Regions from separate parts of the Homo sapiens genome. Here region 1 is linked to region 2. A link is an interaction called in ENCODE POLR2A ChIA-PET data of the cell type or tissue named here. Cell type or tissue: MCF 10A. All regions are shown on one strand. Each heading gives the region's core, and the rest is flanking DNA. Links, peaks and the distances in the headings are about the cores only.

Region 1 (8,000 bases), core at 1-8,000, 64 kb before region 2:
AGAGTGACTAGACCACAGCCCGTGGTGGCTCGGCCATCCAGGCAGTGCTGCCGGGACTGAGCTCGGTGCTCCCTGCAGGATGATCTGTCTGCTGTGCGTCCGGACCGCGTCCTCTGTGGACATAGAGGTCAGTGCCTCCCCTCCCCAGGGCCGGCCCATTTCACCCTGGTTTCTGGGAGGCTGGGGCTTGGGGGTTGAGCCCTGTGTGCCACCTGCTGGCTGTGTAGCCCTGGGCAAGCTGCTCGGTCTCTCTGAGCCTCAGGAGTCCCCCATGTAAGTCAGGATAGCCGGGCGCCTCCATGTGGAGATGTAGCTCAGGGTGGATGACAGCATCAATGACCCACAGTGACAGGGACGTCAGGTGCTTCCCACATGCCCGCTTGCCCTGTGGCTTGGAGAGAGGGTGCCATGGCAGCGGGGAGAGGTGGCAGCGCAGGCTGAAGGAGGTGGGAAGGAAGCCTGGGTGTCCTCTCCTGTGGGGAGGAGCTGGGGTAGGACGGGCGTGAGCCGTCTCCCTCTCCACCAGGTCTCCCTGCAGGTGCTGGACGCCGTGGTCTGCTACAACTGCCTGCCGGCTGAGAGCCTCCCGCTGTTCATCGTTACCCTCTGTCGCACCATCAACGTCAAGGAGCTCTGCGAGCCTTGCTGGAAGGTGGGGTTTCTGAAACTGCTCTGGAAGGTTCCTGAGAGCACATGGATGGGACAAGGGCCATCCTGTCTCCCATGAATGGTTGTCTGATTCTTGGGGTGGCCAGACAATGGCCTGTTGAGGGACGGCCAGTGTCATTTTCCCAGGCAGTTGAGCTGAGGTCAGGGTTTTGGTGGCATTTTGAGAACCCTGCTGCCTCTGTCTTTGGGAGGAGATGGTGGCGAGCTGGCCGGACCTTGGGTGGCTATAGGGCAGCAGCCAGGCGGGGCCAGCAGCGGGACTGGGGCTGGGGGCAGGGCTTATGCCTGCCAGCCCCTGACACGCATTGTGTCTCGCAGCTGATGCGGAACCTCCTTGGCACCCACCTGGGCCACAGCGCCATCTACAACATGTGCCACCTCATGGAGGACAGGTGAGTGTGGTGGGTGGGGCGCAGGGCAGTGGAGGCCAGCACAGCCCTCGGGGCAGCTCCAGTGTCCCTTGCCAAGCACACACTGGCTTAGAGAGTCCTTGTCCTCTCGGGCAGCTGTTCCAGAGGCTGCCACTAGAGCGAGGCCCATGACTTCTAGGATCCAGCCCCTGTCCTCTCCTTCCTCTGTCAGTTCAACAGAATATCCACACCCAGCTCAGTGCCTGCCCCATGCTCGGACGTCCTCCAGCGGTGCTCCCCAACTACTTAGCCTGTTACAAGGCGAGGCTCGGGGTCTTGGCTTGACGTTGCCCTTGCCCTCACCCCCACAGCCAGGCTGTGGCCACTTTTGTTGCTTTAGCCATTAGAGATGGCTCAGCTCTGCCCACACCCTGGCCTCCCACCCATGCTGCCAGCTCCCCCTCCTGCTCTCCTGTATCCATCCGCGCCTCCTGAAGCCCACTCCATGCAGCACCCGGGTGGCCTTTTTCTGACACAGATATGTCGGTGTCACCCTTTGCTGGAAGCCAGGTGGTTCCCAGCGCCCTTGGGATGTAGGCTTCTCCTATGGAACCAGGCCCTGGGGCCAGCCCTGCCTCAGCCCTGCATCTCTCCCAGCCCTGCCTCGGCCCCTGCATCTCTCCCAGCCCTGCCTCGGCCCCTGCATCTCTCCCAGCCCTGCCTCGGCCCCTGCATCTCTCCCAGCCCTGCCTCGGCCCCTGCATCTCTCCCAGCCCTGCCTCGGCCCCTGCATCTCTCCCAGCCCTGCCTCGGCCCCTGCATCTCTCCCAGCCCTGCCTCGGCCCCTGCATCTCTCCCAGCCCTGCCTCGGCCCCTGCATCTCTCCCAGCCCTGCCTCGGCCCTGCATCTTTCCTTCCCTCCATCCTTGGAACCAGGCCCTGGGGCCCAGCCCTGCCTCAGCCCTGCATCTCTCCTAGCCCTGCCTCAGCCCCTGCATCTCTCCCTCCCTCCTCCCGTAGAACCAGGCCCTGGGGGCCAGCCCTGCCTCAGCCTGCATCTCTCCCAGCCCTGCCCCACCCCCTGCATCTCTCCTTTCCTCCATCTTGCCTTCTCCCCTCCACCAAGGGCTTGTGCATGCCCTGATTCCTCTTGCCAGCAGGTTCTTCCACCTTTGCCGAGTTACTCTGTTTACTGAGGTCTTAGCGTGGTCACTGACTCCCCCACCTCCCTGAGTAGTTTTTGCTGTGGCTTTCCTTCTTGGCTGTGATTGGAGGAAGAGATTTTGCGTTTACCTGGGAGATTATGTGGCTGGCGCCTGTCTCCCCCAGACTGCGAGGCTGTGGGCCATCCCTCTTGCCTGCTTCCTGTCCCTGGCATGACCTGTAGCTCACAGCGTGGTCAGCAGTGATGGGCTGCCGCCTGTGCGCAGGAGTGAACAAGAGTGTTACTGCTGGCCTCTGTTCCCTGCCCTTCCCCAGCGGTGCTCCTGCCCCCCCCAAGCACAGGGACCTCTGGGGCTGCTGCAGGAGCCTCGGCAACCTCACACATCCATGGCGGACCCTGGGACAGGGCCCTGCTCACATTCCGTCTCTCTGGGGAACACTTTTAGAGCCTACATGGAGGACGCGCCCCTGCTGAGAGGAGCCGTGTTTTTTGTGGGCATGGCTCTCTGGGGAGCCCACCGGCTCTATTCTCTCAGGAACTCGCCGACATCTGTGTTGCCATCATTTTACCAGGTAAGGCGGTTTCTGTGTGCAGTGAGCTGGCAGGAACGGGAGAGCTCCCCTCACGCCTGCCCACCCATCCCACTGGGGGTCCTGCTGCGGGGGCTGCGGTGGCATTTCTAGGCCTTTCCAGGCAGTTGCTTTGCAGCTGGGGGTGAGGTTTGGGGCCCTTTGTAGGCTTTAGTCTTTTTTTTTTTTTTGAGAAGGAGTTCTGCTCTTTCTGCTTGGCTGACTGCAATCTCCGCCTCCCGGATTCAAGTGATTCTATTGCCTCAGACTCCTGAGTAGCTGGGATTACAGGTGCCTGGTACCATGCCTGGCTAATTTTGTGTTTTTAGTAGAGACGGGGTTTCGCCATGTTGGCCAGGCTGGTCTCGAATTCCTGACCTGAAGTGATCCACCCATCTCAGACTCCCAAAGTGCTAGGATTACAGGCGTGAGCCACCATGCCTGGCCAAAGGCTTTTTTCTCTCTCTCTTTTTTTTTTTTTTTTTTTTTGAGACAGAGTTTTACTCTTGTTGCCCAGGGTGGAGTGCAATGGTGCGATCTCGGCTCACTGCAACCTCTGCCTCCCCAGTTCAAGCCATTCTGCCTCAGCCTCCTGAGTAGCTGGGATTACAGGTGCCTGCCACAGTGCCTGGCTAATGGTTTTTTTTTTTTTTTTTTTTTTTTAATGGGACAGAGTTTCGCTCTTATTGCCCAGGCTGGAGTGCAATGGCGCGATCTTGGCTCAGCGCAACCTCCGCCTCCCAGGTTCAAGCCATTCTCCTGCCTCAGCCTCCTGAGTAGCTGGGATTATAGGCATGGGCCACTACACACAGCTAATTTTTTATTTTTAGTAGAGACTGGGTTTCTCCACATTGGTCAGGCTGGTCTCAAACTCCCGACCTCAGGTGATCCGCCAGCCTCAGCCTCCCAAAGTGCTGGAATTATAGGTATGAGTCACCGTGCCCGGCCAAGGCTAATGTTTTGTATTTTTATTAGAGATGGGGTTTCACCATGTTGGTCAGGCTGGTCTTGAACTCCTGACCTCAGGTGATCCACCCGCCTTGGTCTCCCAAAGTGCTGAGATTATAGGCATGAGCCACTGCGCGCAGCCCAAAGGCTTTATTCTCAAGCAAACCTTACATCTTGCGAGTTTCACCTTCTGGAGTTGGCAGTGGAGGGGTGAACGCTGCCTCGGGGGTAGCCGTTCTCTTGCTGTTGGCGGCTCTGTTTTGTCAAGTGCTGGTCTTGTCCTGTCTCTGCAATGACGCCGTGGCACAGACGCTGGTGGTACAGCTTCAGTTTCCGCAGTGCCCCGTGATGACAGCGCTTTTTGTGTCCGTCCTCGTTCTGTGCTCACAGCTCCCTGGAGGGTGGGGCGATCACGTCGTCCTGGTTTTATAGTGATGAGCTGCGGTGTGGGTCACAGGGCTCTCCTGATCCTCTGCTCTTCCTGCTACCCCCCTCCCCGTAGGGGCGGTGGGGGGATGTTGTCTTTGTGCACAGCTTGCAGCCGAACTCAGGGCAGCTTTCAGTTGCTGCTGGGCTGGCCCACCGGGTGCCCAGGATTCAGTTGCTGGTCTGTCCGAGTCAGGGACTTTGCAGGCAGGCATGGGGGTGGGGCCCGTCTGGGTCCTGACTGTGCTGGAGCATGTAGAAACCCCTCCTGGGCGCCCCACCTGCTGTTTCTGCGGCCCCTGATAAACGTGTGGTGGGCACTGCGCGCTCAGGCGTGCTACTCTCGGTCCCAAGGGTGACTGGGAGGGCGTCCCACAGCAAGCAAGCAGCTCTGACCCTGTGTGCTGGCCGGGCTCGTGTTCCAGGCCATGGCATGTCCGAACGAGGTGGTGTCCTATGAGATCGTCCTGTCCATCACCAGGCTCATCAAGAAGTATAGGAAGGAGCTCCAGGTGGTGGCGTGGGACATTCTGCTGAACATCATCGAACGGCTCCTTCAGCAGCTCCAGGTGGGGTGGGGGCAGGAGCTCCGGGGAGCACCGGGAACCCAGACAGGCAGGCTCGGCCCACTCAGAAGATGGTACCTTGGGCCCCATCTCTGGGGGTCCCGCAGAGACTGCCAGAACCGTGTTCTCTGGTGATTCGCAGTGGCGCTCATCCACCTTCCACCGGAGACAGGTCTGATTTTTCCAGACGTGGTGCATCGTTTAGGCCCCAGACAGGAATATGCAGTAGGTGAGCCGGGGCTGGGCCAGTGCTGTCCACAGTCCGCAGAGTGACCTGCAGGCCGCCTTCGTGGCCTGAGTGGGCCCCGGCACAGTTCCCAGAGGGATGCCAGTGTGGCTTCCGCATGACTTTGGAGGACCGCATTAGTCGAGTCTGTTAACCACAGCTTTAAGGAGGACTCCACGGCCACACGGGCTCATCAGCATAGGGGCCCTGGGGAGGCGAGGCTAGTATCCAGCAGCCTCAGGGCTGTGCCTTTTCCTGGAGCCTGGGGCGGGTGATGTACAGGAGGCCAGGCAGCAGAAGGGAGGCCGGGACTTCGCCGGGACTTAGCAGGGACTGAAGTCCTCTCAGAGCCTGTCGCTGGGCCAGAGCATTGCCCCCGACCGCTGGTGGCAGTGGCAGAGGTCATAGCCTGGGGCTTCTAAAAGAGGCTGGACCTGGGAGAGGCAAGAAAGGCTTGTAGTTGTGGCTACTCTTGGCCCTCCTGCCCGAGCTTCCTTCTTGGCCCAGCTGCATGGGCACAGCCAAGATTCCTTGGGGGGTGGGGTACGGGCAGGAACAGCAGCTGCCATCACAGCCACTGTGGCCCCTTGAGAGGATCTGGGGGGTGTCCTGGGCCACGTGGGTCAGGGTGGCCCCTGGAGAGGATCTGGGGGTGTCTCAACCCATGAGGCCCGGAGCGGCCTCAGAGGGCTGGGGGCGTCTGTCCCCATGCGGCCCAGAGCGGCCTGAGAGGGCTGAGGGTGTCTCCATGCGGTGGGTGTGTAGCGAGGCCTCTGGTGCCAAGTCCATGTGGGGAGTGGAAGTCAGCCTGTGTCATCGTGCCTGGTACTGCAGACCTTGGACAGCCCGGAGCTCAGGACCATCGTCCATGACCTGTTGACCACGGTGGAGGAGCTGTGTGACCAGAACGAGTTCCACGGGTCTCAGGAGAGATACTTTGAACTGGTGGAGAGATGTGCGGACCAGAGGCCTGTGAGACCCCCTCCTGGGTGGGGCCTTTGGGCTTTGGCTGGTGGGGAGGGGCCGGGTGCTGGGTGAAGTGCAGCTTTCTGAGCCTCAGAAGCCAAGGGCCAGGTGGGCGCCTGCTTTCCAGGTTTCTGCACTCGGCAGGGAAGGCTGGCAGGCACAGCACGTGTTTGGTAACAAGCTCGGGGCTAGCCCACCCATCAGTTTCCTCCCACCTGTGTGGAGCAAGCTTCCATCCGGCTCTGTAGAGTCCTGTGGCTCCCAGGCGGCCGCAGTCATTTTGCCAGGAACACTCAGCTTAGGGCCCAGGCTTTTCCATGGGTTTGGACACAAGTCTTCCCCGCTGCCAGGAGTGCCTTTGTGTCTGGGCTGTGGGCTGCAGGCTGTGAGGCGGCTGGGCTCTGACAGCAAACCAGCCTCTCGACCAGCAGCCCAGTGTGGAGAAGGAGAGCGCCGGAGGGGCAGAGGGGCAACACCGGCTCTTCTTTTGACAGGAGTCCTCCCTCCTGAACCTGATCTCCTATAGAGCGCAGTCCATCCACCCGGCCAAGGACGGCTGGATTCAGAACCTGCAGGCGCTGATGGAGAGATTCTTCAGGTAGGGGGTCCTCTGTAGCCTTGCCTGGCACCTGGAGCCTGGCCCTGTCTCTGTCTGGGGCCCACCCGGGCTGGGTCTCAGGATGCCCGATGAGCAGGGCCCTCCCCTCTGCCTCTGGAGAGCCCTGGCTCTGGGTGAGCAGGTGCTAGCTTGCTTTCCAGTCCAGCAGGACAGGTCCTCTCATGACGCCACTGGGCTCCCTCTTTTCGGGGGTCGTCTGGAGAGATGCTCCCTGGGAAGCAGAGCTCTGTGCCCTGTGTGCCTGGCCGCGGGAGGACCCAGAGTCGGGCTGGCCTGCGCCAGGCAGACGGGCTGGTGTGGGGCTGTGGCCGGGCACTCCCCACCCGCCCCAGCAGGCTGCCGTCCCGCAGGAGCGAGTCCCGAGGCGCCGTGCGCATCAAGGTGCTGGACGTGCTGTCCTTTGTGCTGCTCATCAACAGGCAGTTCTATGAGGTGCGTGTCCAGGCGGCCGCAGCTGGGGGCTCAGGGCTATTTCTCCGTGGGCGGGCTGTCTCTGTTGTGCACGTGCTCCCGCAGAGCCGGGCTCTGCCTGGGACTTCGGTCCTGCCGGACCCTCTGCAGCCCCCAGCGTGGTCTGTTTACCCCTGTTCATTCACTGGCTTGCTCGTCCTGGGTGCCTCTGCCAGGCCTTGACACGTGGCCAAGTAGCAAGGAAGGCACAGTGCCTGCCCTCAGGGAGCTCCGGCCGGTTTTCACCCAACACAGGAGCCTCTTAAAAATTCTGTGTGAGTTCGTTTCAGCCAGTCTTGCATGGGGACATTGTCTTCCGTTTCAGTCCTGACGTTCACCCTGTGCACCTGCGTGATCGCCAGCCCTGCCTGGTCTCTCCTCTGCGGGCTCTCCCTCTCCACTCCCTCCTCTGGGAGCTCTGTGGCCCCAGGCCCACCTTCCTTGAGAGACATTTGTGTGCCTGCCAGTCATACCCCTTTCCCAGGAGGCGCAGCTTAGGCTCTGAGGCTGTCCCTTCCCACCGAACTCCTCCCTGCAGCCTCGCAGTCCTGCCCTCCTGAGAGCTGCCCACTCTGCTCCTCTCCCCAGCGTCCACTGTCCTTGAATTGCCCTTTGCTGGGCATTGCGATCCCGCATTCTGTCTGAGGGAGCTAAGGGCCTCCTGGAAGTTCCTCTGGGTCCTCTGGCTTCTCCCATCAGGGCTGGTCTTGTCCTGGTCTCTGTTCCTGTGGAACTTTTTACCTGCTTCTGTGAAAACTCACGCTGTCCTCAGCACAGCACGCACACACACGCATATTCACGCATGCACAGGCACACACGTGCACATGCCCACGCGTGCACACAGCCACACACACCCTCACGCACACACGCACAGCACCATGTGGGAGGGGTTCTCGGCTGTGACAGTGAAGGGCAGGGCCTCACCTCGGCTGCTCCTTGTGAGTTGTGGGCCCCGTGTCTGTGCCCGGCCGCCCTGCGGTGCTCACCAGCCTTCTGAACGAGGAGCTGGACAGGATCCCTGGAAGGGGCCCCGGGGTCTCTGAGTC
Region 2 (11,316 bases), core at 620-8,619:
GGAGCAGGCGCCACCTCGAGGCATAAACCCAGAGAAACAAGACCTCCAAGACGGCCAGGCACTGGGGCACACGCCGGTAACACAGCACCGTGGGAGCTGAGACGGAAGGATCGCCTGGGCCCAGGATTTTGAAACCACCCTGGGCAACACAGTGAGACCCCGTATCTACAAAAAATACACATTAGCCAGGCATGGCGGCATGCGCCTGGGGTCCCAAGTACTCGGGAGGTAGAGGAGAGAAAAATCACTTGAGCCCAGAGAGGTCAAGGCTACAGGGAGCTGAGATCGCATCACTGTACTCCAGCCTGGGTGAAACGGCGAGACTCTACCTCAAAAATAAATAAATACATACATAATTAATAAATAAAACATCAAAGACCAGCCGACCTAACTCCATCTAAAATACACAACTTCTACGCAAAATATAAATAAAATTAGAAAACAAACTACAATCTCAGAAAAGCACTAGCAACTTACACGACATACTAAAGGCCAAAAATACCCTCCTGACACACAGCTAATAAAGAAAACGTCAACTATTCCAGTTAAAAAGAAGAAAAGGAAACTGGGTGTGGTGGCTTATGCCTGTAAACCCAGTGCTTTGGGAAGGCCAGGAGTTTGAGACCAGGATGGACAGCATAGCAAGACCCCATCTCTACAAGGAAAAAAAGAATCAGCCAGGCATGGTAGTGTGTAACTGTAGTTCCAGCTACTCGGGGGGCTGAGGAGGAAGGATCGCTTGAGCCAGGGAAGTCGAGGCTGCAGTGAGCTATGATTGTGCCACTGCAGTCCAGCCTGGGCGACAGAGCAAGACCCGGTCTCGAAAGAAAACAAAGAGAAAGCAAGGAAAGAAAGATGGCCGGGCACGGTGGCTCACTCCTGTAATGCCAGAACTTTGGGAGGCCAAGGTGGGTGGATCATGAGATCAAGAGATCGAGACCATCCTGGCCAACAGGGTGAAACCCTGTCTCTACTAAAAATGCAAAAATTAGCCGGGCATGGCGGCGGGAGCCTGTAGTGCCAGCCACTCAGGAGGCTGAGGCAGGAGAATCACGTGAACCCGGGAGGCGAAGGTTGCAGTGAGCCAAGATCACGCCACTGCAATCCAGCCTGGTGACAGAGCGAGACTCCATCTCAAAAGAAAAAAAAAAGAAAAGAAAAGAAAGAAAGGGAGGAGAGAGAGAAGAAAAGGAGAAGGGGAAAGAGCCGGGTGCAATGGCTCCTGCCTGTAATCCCAGCACTTTGGGAGGCTGAGGCGGGCGCATCACCTGAGGTCAGGAGTTCAAGACCAGACCGACCAACACGGAGACACCCTGTCTCTACCAAAACTACAGAATTAGTCGGGCGTGGTGGCAAGCACCTGTAATTCCAGCTACTCAGGAGGCTTAGGCAGGAGAATCACTTGAACCCGCGAGGCAGAGGTTGCAGTGAGCTGAGATCGCACCCCTGCACTCCAGCACCCCATCCTGCAAGAGTGAAGCTCCATCTCAAAAAATAAAAATAAAAAAAAAAAGGATGGAGGGTGAGAGGGAGGGAGGAAAGAAAGAGAAAACTCCAAAAACAAAAAAAGAAAAACCAGGCAATTAGAAGAAGCACAATTGGTCACAGCCGTAGGAAAAACATCCCATGTCAGTAGTCAGTGAAGAAAAAGCAACAGAAACCACAGGGCGGCAGCATGTCTCTCTTTTCAGAGCTGCCCGAGTTACAAACCAGGTCCTGGAGCTGGTGATGCGGAGGTGAGTAGACAGAGAGCTGGGGCAAACCGAGAACTCCACCTCCCCTCGGCCTCAAGCACCTCGGGGGTCACTCTGCCGCCCACCCTGGGCACCCCTCCTGGTCCCACGCACTCCCAGTAGTGCTCCTGGCACAGGACTATGGCTCCGCAGGTCTGCACACCACCCCCCTGCTCCCCAGGACCCCGAGGCCTCACCTCCTGCCACGGGCCTCTACTTCCCCAGGTGTCACCCTCCCCACGAGTGACCCAGCAGGTGCCTCCGCCTAGACTTGCTCTTCCCAGCAATGACCACCCGGCAGCCAGCCCCAAGCCGGGGCGGCCTCCATCCCTGAACACCCGCCCAGCCCCTGCCAGCCTCCAGCCCTGCTCCTCCCACCGGAGCTCCGCTCCCACAGGAGCCTACCCGGCGCAGGAGAGACGCACACACAGGCTGCCCGGTGGGGCCCGGGGCCAGGGCAAGAGCTTGAGAAGGGAACCAACAAAGAAGGGGACCAGAGGCCACCCCAGCTGAGGGGACAGAGCAGCCGAGGCCTTCTCCGTGCCAGGAAGCAGCACCAGCCACGGACGGTGGAGCCAGGCCCTCACCTGGGCTGGGTGCCCAGACAGATGAGACGCTGGGCACTGGCTCCCGGAGCTTCTCGTTCCATCTGCGGATGGAGGGCACGGTTGGGGGTGCAGTTCCCTTCCCCCAGGGGCTGTGGGACACTCAGAGAGCCTATGCCTGTGCCCTGGGCTCCGGGAGGGGAGAGGATCTGGGGGCCAGGCACACAGGGAACGGCCCCTCCGGCAGGGCCACCACTTCCCCCCTAACTGAACCCTGCTTCTCTGCCGTCCCCTCCTCTACACCAAGGTAGGGACACGGGCTGAGGTGCTCCCCACTGCCCATAAGGATGGGTGGGCCCACAGCCGCGCTGCTAGGCATCCACACCATCCCCGCCGTGGGGTGGGACAGGGTGGTGGCTGGGAGACCAGCAAGAGGCCATTCTCGAGACAGGGTGAGGCAGCTGGACTCACACCCACTGCCCAAGCACCATGCCCGAGGGGGAACACTGTGCCGTGAGGAACTGCAGTTAGACCTGAGGAGGGACTTTCCAGCGGCTGCGGCGGCAGCAGAACCAATGCTTTAGGGAGAAATGAGGCACCGGGACCCGAGGCGCAGGAGCCCTAAGGGGCGAGAGGTGCTGCAGAGGCCACGGTGAACACAGGCAGGCCCCCTGGAAGGGACACAGCTGTGAAACTGCCCCAGGGAGGGGCACAGGCTCTCGCACCTGCCCCCAGGCATGGGGAGCAGCTCCCACCCAGGCCACGGGAGAAAGGAAAGAAGGAAAAGCCTGAAGATGTTTGGCCACACCTCATTTTCTGGAAAATCCATCAAGAGTGGCTGCTGCTGGGAGCTGACAAGCCAGGGCAGGGGTGGGGGCAGGTCAGCCGAGGACCCCAGAGCCCCCCGGCTCCCCGCCCATCCCACTGTGAACCAGGCCTGGGGGTGCCATGGACACTTCTTCCACGCCAGCAGGCAGCCCTGCCTGTCACCGGTTCTGGCCATGCACTCCCTGCGTGCCAGGCTCCAGGCTGGCTCCTTCTCCCGGCCCTCACCCCAGCCCAAGGCCCAGAAATGCAGCAAGGTCTTGGGGACCCCGCTCGGCCGAGCTCCCAGGGCCCAGGGCAGTGGAATGAAGCTGGGGCCCAGACAGGAGCCAGGTGCAGTCCCCCAGCCCCCAGGGTGTGGAAGCGTCTGCCCTGGGTAGGACTCAGGTGCCCCCTGGGTGTGGAAGCATCTGCCCTGGGCAGGACTCAGGTGTGGGCTTCAGGGACAGGGAACAGCACAGGGGTCCCCGTGGAGTCCTCACCTCGCTTGCTCCCGTACTTTTTCACGTCTCCATCTGCTTTTGCCATCGCCGTTCTGGGGGAACGCCAAGGCCTAGCCAGGCAGCCTCGCGCCAGCCCCCCCACCCCGCCCCTCGGGCTTCCTCTGCACCCGCCAGGTGACATCATCGCCGCTGTCTGATGCCCTGCCCCCACGTTCTGGTTCCCTGCAAGGATGGGGGACACAGCAGGGCCCAGGCATCTGGCAGCAGGACCACCGAGCGGCCCTAAGCCCAGGCAAGAGCACAGAGCAGAGTGCAGGGTCCTCTGGGGTCCCAGGCCCTTGCTGCCCCACGCACTCCTCACCCCAGTTCCTGCTATGAGCTGGAAGGGTGGGAGCCAGGTGCACAGGGACAGCCTGATGGGTGCCCGAGGGCCAGGATGTGCTCCCAGGGAAGCTGAAGCCAAGCTTGTCGGGAGGAGTACACCCCCATGGGGGGCAGGACGGTGCCCCAGCCCCGGGACACAAGGGGTCCCCAGCGCCGAGCGTCCGATCTGGAAGGCGGGAGGAGTTAGGACCATCCTAGCGTGGGACCCAGCGGGCTCCTTAGCGGCTGCTGGGGCACCACTGGGTGGAGAAGGAAGTCCCAGGTGTGTGGCCACAGTACGGGTCTTCACCCCTTCCCAGCACCCTTGCCAATCCTGGAGCAGGAGCAGCAACAGCAGAGGGTGTGGCCAGGCCTGGAGGCTGCCCCTCCACACCCGTCACAGGTGGGGCCACGTCCCAGGGCTGTGGGCAGCAGGGCCAGCCTGCCGGCCCGAGGTAGCTGACACGTGTCTCATGCTGCAGCGGGTCTGCCCGCCACCCGGGCGTGTGAACCCCAGGTCGGGCCCCCTCGCCCTGGAGCCTCGGCCCCTCAGGGGTGTTCCCAGCCAGGCGCTGGCTCTCCTGCCCTCCCCCTGGGCTCTGCCCACAGTTGGCGCGAGGGTGGGTGAAGCCTGAGGCTGGCAGGGCCGGGAAGTCTTGGGGCTGGGCCTTCTGCCCCACAGGCGCTCCTGGGCCGGGGGAGCCGGGGTCGGGGAATGCAACAGTGGGACTGAGGAGAACTTCCCTGGGTGTGGGGCAGCTCCCGGGGCCCTCCCAATCCACAGCAGAGGGAATGGCCCCAGACAAACCAGACCTGCCTCAGAGTCTCACACTCAGAGCTGAGTGCCCCAGGCGCCCACTCCCCAGACCAGATGCTGAGTGGGGTCTGGGGGCCGGACGGAGCCCCCAAAGAAACATCTGCACATTCCAGACACGTGTGGTCAGCAGCGGGTGTGCGCCAGGCCCGGCACCCCCGCCCGCGCTGGCCGCCTCACTGGAAACTGGGCTGGGGGGACCGGCTCGGAGGGGCCGCCTGCGGAGCTTATGTAACCGCTCCTCCCTCGGCAGGGGCAGGACAGGACGCCAGACCCAGGGAGGCCCCATGCCCCCTGCCAGGCCCCGTCCTCTCCTGGAGGAGCTGGTTCCCCTCCGCCCAGCAAGAGGACCCCCAGGCCCGTCCCTCCCGAGAGCAGGCCCAGGGTGAGGAAATGGGCTGCAGTGTGGGCGCTGGAGAGGACAGGGGACAGGCGGCAGTGCCACCCCCACTGCGGCCCCTTCCTCGCTGGGCCAGCCGAGCCATGACCTCATCTGTTTCCCTCTGCGCTGTGCTCCTTTCTATTTAAGGAGAGTGAGGCGGCTTCCAGGGCCGGAAATGATCCTGTTTAAATTAACGGGCTGCAGTTTGGGACGGTGCTCATTTGAAAAAAAACAGTGCAGCCCCGGGCTGGGCAGATGGCTGCTGGCTCCGCCTACCACTTCCATGGGGAGGGCCAGGGAGGCCGGCCACAACCCTGGCCCCACGAGGGGTGGGGGTGGCAGCCTCTGATACAGGACGAGGCTGCCAGGCCCCAAGCAACAGAGCCCTGCACGAGGGTCTCTGGGTCCCAGACACGGGGTGTGAGACTAGCTGGGGAGCCCCAGGCTCAGCGGCATTCTGTCCTTACAGATCCCTCCCACGGCTGAACTGTCCCCAGGATGAGATGCCGGGGGTGACATGGGCAGCCTCAGGTCCTCCCGGGACCCACAGGCAGGCACAGGGATGGAGACTCCGGCCTCGGAGGCTGAACGAGGGAGATGAGAAAGGGGAGTCTGCGATGTCCTTGCCTACACAGATGGAAAAACACAGCCAGCTCAAAAAGGGCCGTCTGGAGACGAGCCCACCTGTGGGGTGTAGGAAGGAGAGCGCTTCATACGTATGCTACCTGCCGCTGGGGTCGGGGCCACCCTTCCAGTTCAAGGGGAGAATGAGGGCCGGCTCCTGGTGCCCCTGCACGCAGCTGACATGGAGCCAGGCGTTGTGACCCCCTTGCATCCCTCTCCACTCCCACCCTTCACAGCCTGTGTGGGCAGGTGCTGCACTGACCTTACGCTCCTGATGGGCACACTGAGGCTCAAGGGGCCCTCCTCCTCCCCCAACACCATCCCCCAAACACCTCCCCGGGCAGCCAGCAGGGTCCAGTGTGTCAATGGAGGAAGCCAAGGTAGGAAGAGGATGGTGGGGGGGGGGGCAAGCAAACTGGCCATCTGCGCCCGGCTGTGCGGGCACAGCAGTGCCCTGGAGAGGGCAGCAGCACAGATCCAGCGGGGCAGCCGGAATCCCATCACCCACTCGGCTGTGGGCACAGCCAATGATGGTACGAGCCATCCTGAGGCCAGGGCCACGATGCACAGTGGACGGGCTCAGAACCCGGAGCCCCTGTACTCCCACAGCTGTGACGTTCCCTGGGCATGGGCTTGCCCCAGCGCTGGCCTCATTCCTGCCTCAACCAGAAGGAAGAGCTGGCTTCCGCCTCTGCCTGGGCACAAAGCCCTTTCTGAGGTGGCCTCACAGAAGCCAGCCTGTCTTCAGATCATGGCGCTGCTAAGGTCAGGAATGCCAGGCTGGGCCAGGGCTGGGCCTCGGGAGCTGCAGGGAGAAAAGGACCCAGCCCGCCTCAGCCCCAGATGTAGCCCTTCTCCTGCCACCAGTGCCTGGGCACCCTGGCCCCTAGGCAAGGACAGCTGCCAAGCCATGAAGAGCGAGGTGTTCTGGGAAAGGGCGTGAGCTGCATTTTCCAGCTGCGCTCACTCTGCAGGGAGACTGTGGCGCCCCCGCTGCTGTGCCCGCAGACGTGCCCGGCCTCAGCCAGCTGGAGCGCAGGCAGCAGAGTGCAGGCCAGGCCCAGACAGCAGCGGGATGTTTTCATTCCAGGGTGCTTGGCGGGCTGGGCTGCCGTGGCCACTGCAGAGCTCCAGAAAAGAACATGTGTGTCTCCCTCCAAAGTATATTCCTTGCTGGAAAGCAGATCCCAGGCAGGGTCTCCCCCACGAGCAGGGGGAGAGGCACCCCAAGGTGGGGGAGCGAGGGCAGTGGCAGAACCACCCCATACCCTAGGGGACCCAGGGAGGGGCTTGCAGATGCGGGACCCACATTTGGCAGCGGTGCCCGGCCACTGTCACCAGATGGTGGCCAGCGCATCACCCACTCATGGGCCAGGATGGCAGAGGAGATCCACAGAGACGGCTCCAGCAGGAGGCCCTCATAGAGATGCCCTGGCCTCAGAAGAGCCAACAGAAAGCCGGGAAGGGGGACGTCGAGGCTCAGGCTTGGCACAACCTCCCCAAAGCTCCCAAAGACTCTCGGTGCCCACCAGCGACAGCGCACACCGCCACCACCTAACAGCAAGAATGCAGCGGGGTCCGCACATCAGGGCGGGCACTGAGCGGAACTCAGGCAGTGCCACTCGCCAGCTTACGTCAAAAGAACAAAAGGAGTGAGGACGGTACTCGCGGCTCTGCCAACACTTCCCAGCCCCGCACGTCTCACACACACCAGAACGCGTCAAAAGGCACCAATGGGCAAACACCCAGATGTAGGCACAAGCAGGAGTGGGCCGGGTCTTGTGAGCCCCCACAGCCACGCGGCCCTGCGCTGAAGGCACCGAGGCTGGGTGCTGAGGGGTCCATAGGAGTCCACCCGCCCAGGCTGCACTGGCTCCCGTCGTCCAGTGTCTGGTCTAAGCACAGGCACAGTGTCTGGCTCTCACCCTCAGGCTGTTACACTCTGCTCTGTGGCAGGGCAGGTCTCACAGTGCATGGAGGACAGGGGAATGGGCCCCCGGAACCCCTGAGGGAACCGACAGAGCTACTTTAACAAGGTATGATTGTTGGGGCTGCCAGTGGCTGAGCCAGGTCACTGCTACACTGCCCTGCAGGGTGCATCTAATCATGGAGCCCACTTTACAGGTGAGGAAACTGAGGCTGAGAGACTGGACCAAGGTCACACCAGAGGTGGAGGCGCTGGGACGTGAACCCAGGTCTGACTCCAGGGCGCAAATTCCCTACATCTGGGTTCCCAGCCTCCTTCCTGAAACTGAACAGGAAACTAGAGAGAAGGGACACAGCAGGGATGAGCCAGGGAGGGAGAGGTGGGAGGGGCTGGCAGGGAGGGAGAGGTGGGAGGGGCTGGCAGGGAGGGAGAGGTGGGAGGGGCTGGCAGGGAGGGAGAGGTGGGAGGGGCTGGCAGGGAGGGAGAGGTGGGAGGGGCTGGCAGGGAGGGAGAGGTGGGAGGGGCTGGCAGGGAGGGAGAGGTGGGAGGGGCTGGAGGGAGGGAGAGGTGGGAGGGGCTGGCAGGGAGGGAGAGGTGGGAGGGGCTGGCAGGGAGGGAGAGGTGGGAGGGGCTGGCAGGGAGGGAGAGGTGGGAGGGGCTGGCAGGGAGGGAGAGGTGGGAGGGGCTGGCAGGGAGGGAGAGGTGGGAGGGGCTGGCAGGGAGGGAGAGGTGGGAGGGGCTGGCAGGGAGGGAGAGGTGGGAGGGGCTGGCAGGGAGGGAGAGGTGGGAGGGGCTGGCAGGGAGGGAGAGGTGGGAGGGGCTGGCAGCACCCAAGCAGCTGCACCTGGGCGCAGGGCCCCTCAGCCCCTCGGGGAGTGCAAGCACATCGCAGCCCGACTCGGAAGCGCCACTGCCACCTCTGTCTGTCTATAAACCAGGGCACTAGTGTGGGCCCCAGGCACCCTGTGCGGCTGCAGGGGTCTGCCCCAGAGCATGCTGATGAAATCATCACCACGGCTTCTCAAAGAGCCTCAATTTCCTGGTGTGTAAAATGAGACCAGGAGTGGCTGCAACCCTGCGGTGCCGTGATGAGGTATGGAGAGACAAGAACACAGAGGGCTCAGCGCGGAGCCCGGCGTGGCCACCGCGGGGAGAGGGTGCGGACTCTTCCTAGACCTTTTCTTTTTGAGACAGAGTTTCACTCTGTCTCCCAGGCTGGAGTGCAATGGTGCAATCTTGCCTCACTGCGACCTCTGCCTCCCAGGTTCAAGCGATTCTCCTGCCTCAGCCCCCAAAGTAGCTGAGACTACAGGCATGCGCCACCACGCTCAGCATTTTTTTTTTTTGAGACAGAGTCTCGCTCTGTTGACCAGGCTAGAGTGCAGTGGTGTGATATTGGCTCACTGCAACCTCCGCCTCCCGGGTTCAAGTGATTCTCCTGCCTCAGCCTCCTAATTAGCTGGGATTACAGGCGCCCACGACCACACCTCGCTAATTTTTGTATTTTTAGTAGAACGGGGTTTCACCATGTTGGTCAGGCTGGTCACAAACTCCTGACCTTGTGATCCCCCCACCTTGGCCTCCCAAAGTGCTGAGATTACAGGCGTGAACCACCGCGCCCACCCTGTTTTTTTTTTTTTTTTTTAAAGACCGTTTCCTAGTCGCCCAGGCTGGAGTGCAGTGGCACCATCACAGCTAACTGCAGTCTCAACCTCATAGACTCAGGGAATCCTCCCCCCTCAGCCTCCCAACTAGCTGGGACTACAGGCGCCACCACTAATATCTATTTATTGGTCTCGCTATGTTGCCCAGGCTGGCCTCAAACTCCTGGCCTCAAGCCATCTGCTCTCCTAAAGTGCTGGGATTACAGGCGTGAGGCACCGCGCCCGGCTGGACAGTGGTTTTGATTTACGTTTCCCTCATGACTAATGAGGCCGACCATCTTCTCACACGCTGTTGGCCATCTGTGCGTCTTCTTTGGAGAAATCTCTGTTCAGATCCTGTGATTTTTTTTTTTTTTTTTTTTTTTTTTTGAGACAGGGTCTTGCTCTGTGACCCAGCCTGGAGTGCAGTGGTGTGATCACAGCTCACTGCAGCCTTGACCTCCTCGGCTCAAGTGATGTCCCACCTCAGTCTCCTGAATAGCTGGGACCACAGATGCATACCACCACGCCCGGCCAATGTTCTTTTATTTTTTAGAGACCGGGGTCTCACCCTGTTGCCCAGGCTGGTGTCAAACTCCTGGGCTCAAGCGATCCACCCACCCTGGCCTCCCAAACTGCTGGGATTCCAGGCGTGAGTGACCCCTTGTCCATGTTTAAACGGGGTCCCTGTCTGTTGTTGAATCATAGTGTTCCCTGTATGATCTGGATGCAAGCCGATACTGCATGGATGACCTGCAGGTGCTCTCTGTCTCCACAGTCGCCTCTGCAGTGGGAGCTCGGGTGCCCCACATTCCCAACTGCTGCAGACACAACCAAAGCCTCCCCATCCCTTCCCCCACCCCTGCCGGCAATCGCGTACAGGAGTGAGCGTGTGACTTCTTGTCCACATTTTTGTCCACAAGTTTGGCGAGTTTGCATCCGCGTCTAATAAAGAAACTACCGTTTCTCACGCAGGCACGTTCTGAACGCCCGAGTGCGGGAGCCACGTAAGACCCGGCTCAGGGACCCCGGGTGAGGCCAGCTGGACATGCAGGATGCAGGTCCTCACCACTGCCTCCGCTCGGCTGCCAGGGCTCTTCCTAGAAGACACAGGCCTCTCCTAGGCTCTCCTGACAGAGGCCCTACCCCTGCCCCCGAGTCACCTTGCCCCTTGGGGACTCTCTCTGGGCAGCTCCCTGTGGGAGCTTTGAAACCTGGCTTCAATGTCACCTGCACTGGGGGTCCTTCCAGGCCAGCCCCCTCCCCATCATCCATCTCTGTCCTTGGAGAATCATCTGCGTGTTGGTTGAACGCGGGCTCCAGTGATAACGGAGCCCTCGAGGGTGGCCCTCCTTCTGCTGAGGGCTCATGGAGGCCTTGGTGACAATCCCTAGTCCTCGCTCTCAGGATCCAGGGACCAGAAATGGGAGCCAGGGGCCCCTCCGTGGCCTGGCCAGCCCCCCAAGGAAGCTGTGTCTCTGGCAGTTGCGCTCTAAGGCATCAGGCCTAGGGGTCGCTCCAGAATGCCTGTCTTCCCCGACGCCAATCCCAGGCAGGGGCCCCGGGGTCTGCGCCTGCTGTCCCTACACTCTCCCACACTCTCCTGTCATTCAGGGATGCAGGTGGGAAAGGGCAAGGCCCCGGGTGCTCCTATATTTTACATCAGTGAACCAAGCACCTACCAAGTCCCTCGATGTGCCCAGTCCTGGACCCCAGCATTTGCGAGACAGCAGCAGACCCAGGTGACCCCCAGCCAGGGTGAGTGGCAACCAGCACCAGAAGTGGCCTTTAGAGCAGGGGGCCCTGAGCTGATGACATCTACACCTAGGCCAGTGCCAGCCAGGACAACCTCTGGGACAATGGGATGTCGGCTCCAACGACCAATTTACAAGAAACACAAAGCACACACTCACAGCACCACGGAGGTGACACCATGGAGGTGGCACCCCCAAGACACAGCGAGAAATCCAGGCTGCAGGAGCCAGTTTCTTCAACAAATTGCACAAGGAAAAAGAGA

What was found. Peaks named below come from ENCODE experiments on the same cell type or tissue, not always from the same donor. Only the 100,000 strongest peaks of a DNase experiment are listed, where the experiment ranks them.
Region 1: POLR2A ChIA-PET joins it to region 2 with 5 read pairs; 2 of 35 experiments call an interaction of 5 or more read pairs at or near these places.

The regions. Positions count from the first base shown.
Region 1 is chr16:2,056,118-2,064,117 of GRCh38, forward strand. It overlaps TSC2 (TSC complex subunit 2), which reads left to right. Exons shown (of 42, transcript NM_000548.5): 7 at 79-127; 8 at 527-652; 9 at 988-1,061; 10 at 2,630-2,756; 11 at 4,553-4,696; 12 at 5,754-5,891; 13 at 6,380-6,483; 14 at 6,855-6,936. Among named protein-coding and RNA genes, the nearest start is that of TSC2, 12 kb to the left of the region's middle. In MCF 10A, for the core only: no CTCF peak of the experiment used is centred there; no DNase peak of the experiment used is centred there.
Region 2 is chr16:2,119,880-2,131,195 of GRCh38, forward strand. All of the region lies in intron 1 of PKD1 (polycystin 1, transient receptor potential channel interacting), which reads right to left. Among named protein-coding and RNA genes, the nearest start is that of MIR4516, 7.6 kb to the right of the region's middle. RefSeq lists enhancers at 3,993-4,834, 5,677-6,518, 8,703-8,812. In MCF 10A, for the core only: a CTCF peak has its summit at 1,661; DNase peaks (open chromatin) are centred at 1,692, 4,337, 5,292 and 7,969.